Regions from separate parts of the Mus musculus genome. Here region 1 is linked to region 2. Evidence: chromatin contacts called from ENCODE Hi-C data. All regions are on one chromosome and are shown on one strand. The core of a region is the stretch at or near the end of the contact, and the rest is flanking DNA. Distances in the headings are between cores, read along the strand shown.

What was found. Hi-C counts contacts between places; a loop is a spot of excess contacts on that map.
Region 1: a loop to region 2 is called in a map of T-helper 17 cell, with 1.9 times the contacts of the local background. The contact joins the enhancer-like site here to the promoter of Spata7 in region 2. A Hi-C loop is called at or near these places in 4 of 37 maps with a recorded cell type or tissue (T-helper 1 cell, T-helper 17 cell, T-helper 2 cell and 1 more).

What each region holds. Positions count from the first base shown.
Region 1 is chr12:98,672,919-98,676,831 of GRCm38, reverse strand. It overlaps Ptpn21 (protein tyrosine phosphatase, non-receptor type 21), which reads left to right. Exons shown (of 19, transcript NM_001146199.1): 19 at 1-91. Among named protein-coding and RNA genes, the nearest start is that of Spata7, 47 kb to the right of the region's middle. Within about 2 kb of position 2,109, at least 2 of the 3 ENCODE cell types and tissues checked have a DNase peak (open chromatin) inside an H3K27ac peak, as active enhancers do.
Region 2 is chr12:98,626,320-98,629,819 of GRCm38, reverse strand. Spata7 (spermatogenesis associated 7) reads right to left here and starts at 1,678. Exons shown (of 11, transcript NM_001289572.1): 1 at 1,486-1,678. The coding sequence starts at 1,504.

The sequences.
Region 1 (3,913 bases), core at 860-3,359, 47 kb before region 2:
AAGAGGCTTTCCTGTCACCTGAGCATTTGGAAATTTCCCACTGACAAGAACATTGTAAAACAAAACTTTAATTAAAGAGTAATATATGGCATGTTCGTGTTCCTGTTGCAATACTTTGATAAGTAAATTCCTACGGGGCAGCATTATACCGTTTCAATCTGTCACCCTTCAAATGTCACATCCTTGACATCACTTCTTCGGAACATTAATTTTGAACTTAATTACAGCTAGCAAATGAGAATTTCTGAGTGAAAATAACTCTACGTTATTGTATTTAGGAACAATATAGTTTTCAAGGGCCAAATCAAAATTAGGGTTTAAAGGTTTACTGTGCCTGAGTTGAGAACGTTACTGGCACACATGTTGCCAAATGTATGCAGTGCTTCATGGCTCACTAAGGATTTTAGTTCCTTGATAGTATTGATGTCAAACCAAAGTTATCAAGATGTACATTTCCACAAAAATAGGTTGTAAACCAATGTTTGTACTAGTTAACTTTGGTATTTCTGGCCTCGGTGTTCCTGATTACTGGGGGCTTTTACTGGCATTGCTGTAGTTTTGAGGCCAAGCACCTTGATTTTAGAGCATGGACTAGAACTGTAACCGGTCATCGTTTTCCTCAGGAGCTCCTACTGCGAAGCGCTTAGAAAGCCATAGACTTCAGTATTTAAAACTTTTTGGCAAGACAGATGTGCTCCCTTAGAAACTTCCAGAAAGAGAGATGCCTACCTAGGAACACAGAGGGGAGGGCAAGGGTGTTGATATAGCACTGTGTTCACATCATGGCGTGGCTGATTCATTTCACAGAGGCAGAGACTCTTCCCTTTTGCTTGCAGTGTAGAGATAGAAGTTGTTTAATATATGTATTATATATGTATATAATATATAAATTATATAAAGTATATCTTATATATGTAATATATATTATATACAATACTTATATAATATATACTATGTTATATATTCATACACTCTTATAAATATTTCTTAATTATATGTTTTGTAAATATATCATTTATATATTATTTAAATAATGTTTATACATAATATATAATATACATATATGTGTACACGCACACACACACACATATAAAATGTTAAGACAGTGTAGTCTGTGATGGACTGGAGCGTACTCTGTAGACCAGGCTGGGCTTGAATTCCTTGAGACCTGCCTGCCTCTGCCTTCTGAGTGCTGGGGTTATAAGTAAGGCTTCCACCACCATGCCCGATTTAAATTATGCCTTTAAAGGAGACTCCTGGGTATAAATTTAGTAAGAAGAGAGCACATGAGACAAGATAAAGTGATCTTTTATTTGAAATTCATTTTTAAAAACTAAACCCCAGGTGGGTCTTTTTGGAGTGACAGCCGAGAGAACTTTCTATATCTCTGCTCTAGTCGTAGTAAGTGAGATTATGTCCAGGAAAGGGGAGGGTAAAGGCCACTCTGCAAGCCTGGGTTGGATAGAGATTGCAGAGAACATTTGATGGATTCTTTGGTTGCATTAGTGGCATCACCTGGGGATTTCTGTCAAATCTCAAACATTCTAAAGGCTCATTGCATGTAAACCACACAGTCACATTTACTTCTGCACACCATGCAGTAAGTCATTGTGTTAATTCCTTTGGTTTGTCCCCCAAAGCCATGGTGAAGGGGTAGGTGGGGAGTGTGAGGCCAGCAGAGAGGGGAGGTGAAAGGTAGGAATTGTAACCACCAAATCTCTGTTGTGTCCTCTGAGATCATAGAGCGAGCGGCTGCTTACTGCTGCACCCTGGTGGTGAGACAGGAGAATAAACTCTCTGCTCTGCCAGGCAACGAGGACTGAGACTCACAGGTCAGGCCAGATCAGTCCGAGGTTCATAGGAAAATTCACAGAAGTGGTTATCTCAGCATTTTCTGCAGGAACCTGAATGGTGCATGGGTGGTAAGGTGCCAGATGTGGGGCTTAGAGACGAAGCAAGCGTGAATACTGCCTGAGAATGTGGCTGTGAGGCGAGGTGAAAGGGTGAGTTAGCAAAGCACTCTACATTTCCCAGCATGCTTATCTACCACCCTCTTCCTGGACTGGTAGCTGGATTGAGATGGGAAGTTTATAGAGCCAGCAGAGGGGCACTGCCAAGTGCAACAGCGCCACCTGGAGGCTGTCTTTAGATCATCGCATGTGTATAGGAATCAGGTTTTAAACCATTAAGATTGGTGATGTGTGCTCACAAAATTAAAGCACCTTGAATAATTTGAAGTTCATGAACAGTTTTCAATATATTGACGATTAAGCTGTGGATAATAATATATCAAGAATGCGTGCATAAACGTGTGTGTTTGTGTGTGTGCCCGCGTGCCCCTGCGTGTGTATTCCTTATTGAAGCAGGACCAGTTTTATTTCTGGACCTTTACCTACTAAGCTATTTTACTACCCTTGGTTTTTAAACTGTACATTATTTTAGTTGTGAGATATGAATAATACCCACTTGAGCATGCACTTGAATTTTAAATTTTCACTTTTTAGTAAGGTACACATATTAGTGCTATGAAAAGGTATCAGATCACGTGGAAGTGATGGACATCGAGTGACTGATCTTTTTACTGCATTAGTTACTTTTCTGTTACCATAACAACACACCACGACTAAGGCAGCTTTTAAGGAAAGCATTTCACTGGGCTTAGAGTTTCAGGAGGTTAGAGTTCATGACTGCCATGCAGGGAACGCAGCAGCAGCAGGCAGGTGGTGCTGCAGCAGTAGCTGAAAGCTCACATCTTGCTCCACACGTAGGAGGCAGGGGGAGCTAACCTCGAAAAGCCTGTCCCCAGTGAGACGCCTCCTCCAGCAAGGCCACACCTCCTCATCCTTCACAAACAGTTGCCTTACTCACAGTATTTTATCATAGTGACAGAAAAGTAACAAAAAGAGTTGATGATGGCAGAGGAAAGGCAGGATGGCAAGAATAGCTGAGAGCTCTTGATGTACGAGTGCGAATGACACTGAGCCTTTTGAAACCTCAAGCTCAACAGACTCCTCCCCGCCTCTGCAAAACAGCATCTCCAATAAGGCCACACCTCTCAATCCTTCCTAAAAAGTTCCGTGAACTGGGGACCAAGTAGTCAACATAAGCCTCTAGGGGCCATTCACATTCTCATTCAAACCACTACATTTACAGTATTTTTCATGTAGAGTTAAAAAATGTAAAAAGAATTTTGGTAAATCTTAGAAATATCTATCTATGCATCACTCAAATTGTATATATTGTATGTAATATAATTTAAATTTTTGTTTATATAAAATATACACATTAATATTATAGTATATATTACATATATACACCTAATTTTAAATAACATCATAAGGGTATTAATGCTAATTACCAGACATGAGAAATACAAAGTTGGTCAGGGACAATTTATGAGATCACCAAACAACATAGGCTATTGTCATTGCCCTTGCTCTTGATTTCCTCCTAGAACTTGAATGTAAGTCCCTATTGTTGATGACACCACACACAATAGATACAGGACTTGGAGGAATCGAGCTGGGTCCAAGCTTCTCTCTGGAGTGGCATGGTACCAGAAGGAGCCATTGAAAGCTGAGAAGGAAGAAGAGTAATCAAGAATCCTATCCAGATGTGATACCTACGAGCCACAGAGAGGACCAGATCTGCAAGGTATTGCCAAAGGTACAACAGTGGCACGTAGACTGTGTGTGTGTGTGCATGGCAGTTTACAACTCCCGTCACTTAGGGAATCAGGGAAGGATCCAGAATTCTATGGTCATGGAGGAGCACTGATTATCAGCTTCTTCTCCATGGCTTGCTCAGCCTTTTTTCTCATACAACTCACCTGCCCAGGGGTGTGGTCCCACCCACATCAATCATTAATCAGGAAAATGTCCTGCAGGCCAACTTTGTGATGGCATTTTCTTAG
Region 2 (3,500 bases), core at 429-2,928:
AGAGCCTTAAAGGTGATCAAGCCTAGCTCCCCATTTTTCAACAACTAAGGCTTGGCAACGTAAAGTAACTGTCAGGACGCCTCATTCGTTGCTATCAGAGACTAGATACAAGACCTCACTAGTTGCTATCAGAGACTAGATACAAGACCAGTTGTTCTTCAAGCTGATGGCTTTCTGCCGTATCACACTCTTGAAGGCTGACCTCACAAAAGCATTTGCTTACTGTGAGGAAGGGAGGAACGTTTTCCCCCTTGGGTATCTTTAGTATCTAATATTCTGAAGTAGCTGAGGGAACTAATAGAATCTAAGACGGTTACTTTAAACTAAAATTAAGCATTGAGGTTTCAACTAAATGAATGGTTACTTATAATTTAGTATATAAAAACTAGCCCAGATACTTATTGAATATAACATTTATACCAGGAACGATGTTATTGATATATGTTATGGGCTAAAACTGAAGCCACCTAAAAGTATAAACCCATTTACATTTGTCACCTCATTTAAAAATAAACACTAAAACCTCACTAAGTCTATTACTAAACAAATGTAAGTAAAAGAACTTGAGGGTTTTAGCTTCTTAGTCTGGGGCTTGTTCTGTGACCAACCATGACACTAGGGGAATTATTTATAATCTTTTGTTTTATTCATTTCAAAATATGAATAATACCCATTTAACAGGATTTGTGTGTAAACAAGTGTTGGGTTACGGGTGGAACACTGCAAAGGTTTAAAGTTTATTTTGTAACCATTTCTGAAGACCATAACAGCATTTGGTGTGTTTTCCTCTAGAGCTTAGGTTGGGATGGTGTCTGAATATCCTCCCCCCCCCCCAACCTTGTATGCTAAGCAGAACACTTATTTTGATGAAATTATTGTAGAATAAAGGTGCATGCAAGATGAAAGCAAGGCTTAATTAATCATTAGCAGGTCGATTCAAAGGTAGTCTTTTGCTATTAAACATTCAGTCCAATGACCAGCCACATTGGAAGTTTATTACAAATGCAGTATCCCAGCTCCTACCTTGGAGCCACTGAATTATAACCAGCTCTGGGTGAGTCAGTTCTGGAGGGAGGGAGAGAAGGAGGGAGGGAGTGGAAGATTTCATGTACTTAAAATGCACCAGGAGCTTGCTGTATATTATCTGCACTTAACCCCCAAGAACTCCGTGGCATGGGTATTTACCCACTACCTTCAAGATGAGCAAACTGAGCGCCGTTTCTGTGAAAGCAGCCGGCCTGATCTGGGGCTCAGGTTAGATTTCAAAGACCAGGCTAGTATTCCGCCTAGAAGATACCCAAGTGATACAGGCTGCAGGGTCCCAGGATCAGGGGATGGATGTCAGGCAGTAAATCAAAGAGCCGGGCATGCGGGGCCTCCCTGAGCTCAGGGCGTTTCTAGTTCCAGCCATTACCCTGCGACACTGAAGGAGGTGGCAGGCAACCTTAAAGGCCATGGGCAGCCTGGACCCGCGCAGTCCCTTACCTCTCCGGCTGCCATCCATGCTTAGTCCTCCTGCGGCCTCCGCGGTTGTATCCCCTTGGTTCTTACTGGGATGAAGCCGAGCTCCCCCGCAGCGGAGGTGAAAAGGAAAAGACCAGGACCGCGGGGGCGCAAAGGGTCACAGCGACAGTCGCCAGGGCGGTTGCTAAGGGCGAGCTCCGCGGCTGCAGATTATGACGTCACAACACAGGGACCTGTGCTCCTAGGCCCCGCCCCGCCCACGCCCCCAGGCACTCCTGCTTACCGAAAGTGCCAGCAGCCGGCGGGAGGATGGCCACGGGTCCCAATCTGTTGTTCTGGGATCCTGGCAGTTATCCAGAGTGAACTGTCCGGAAAGAGAGTCATATCTGCTTCTGCCAGCACTTTTAACTTGGATGCCTGTGATTCGAACTCAAGTCCCCAAGCTTGCAGCGCAAGCGCTTTTGACACAGCAGTTATCTAATGCAGCTACTCCCCCCCCCCCCGCCCCAAACCCCAAGTTTGTATTGTAAGCATTGCAATTAGTGTGAATTTCCTTTCTGCCTACTGAGTTCCTCAGCTCCTGCACTCGCTCTCCCTTTATCTTTAAAGCCACAAAGATCGGTTCATTTTGAATGGAAGAAGGCAGTGAGAAAAGTGTGGATGTATTCCGCTGCTTTCTGCGAGTTGTTTATTTTTGCAGTAGTTAATTGTGTATCCATGGAAATAAGAGCAGAACGGGGTAGAGGGAGTGCAGAAAGCATTCTGTCCCGCTAGGCTTTTCAGCAACCCGTTCTTGAACTTTTAGGCTGGATGGATAAGTCCTTGTTGTGGTATCATATAGCAGTATTCCTGGGCTCTGCCCACTAGAAGACCACAACCCATTAATTGCAACCTAATTGCAACCAAAAATGTCACTAGGTATTGCCAAAGGTTGCCTGAGGAGGAAACTACATCCCATTTGAGAACCTCTGTAGTCACAGAAAGCATACTGGATTCCGAGCCAGATTTGCTGAACTTTGAGCGTCTAGATATTATGGTTGGTTTTTATGGCACCCTAGTGAAAGTTAGAACCTCCAGAATAGGGAGGCTTTCCGGATTTCCTTAAATGATTTGGAAGGGGCTGGGGAGATGGCTCAGCGGGTAAGAGTACTGACTGCTCTTCCAGAGGTCCTGAGATGTTGGCTCACAACCATCTGTAATGGGATCTGATGTCCTCTTCTGGTATATCTGAAGAGAGCAATGGTGTACTCATATGCATTAAATAAATAAATAAATAAATAAATAAATAAATAAATAGATAAATTTTGATTTTGAAGACCCACTCTGATTGAAGGTGTTATCATCTACTAGCAGTCCAGATGTAAACGGTCATGGCTGAAATTCACCTCTTCTGGCTTGTCCTTTCCTCAAGTTGCTTTCTTCTGCTGCTGTGGTTGAATCCTTCCACACCAGAATCAGTTCTTTTTAGTTTTCTATCAGGATCTAAGGTTCAGCAGCTCTCTCTTTCAGGTTTTTTTTTCACCAGATCAGGACAGCTGAGGCATCCAGCCTTGTGGACAGAGCAACTATGCCAGCCTCCCCAGTGAGAGATGGGCACCATGGGGTGGGGGTGGGGGTGGGGGAGTTACTCTGACTACAGAGGCACTCAAGGATGAAGAAACTACTGAGTTCTCAGCCTCTCAGCTGTAATTCAGCTGTATTTGCTATTTGTAAGCTGACTTAATAAGTACACACACACACACACACACACACACACACACACACACACACACATCCTGTTGGGTTCTGCTCGTTTATAGAACTCTGTGGACAGTGCTATCTCTAGGCAGCTCATATAGAGGAATTTCAATCCAGCAACATGGCTACTCTGGCTGGAATAGACACACCTTGAGTACACCCCTTTAATCCCAAGCAATAAAAGTAAGGTTAGTTTACAGAAGGAAGGAGCATGTTTGAAAGGGCAGGTCAGTGAGTCAGTGTAGTTAAATTCAGTCAGTTGGGGTCAGTGCAGTGAGCGTGGTGAAGTGGATTGGAGT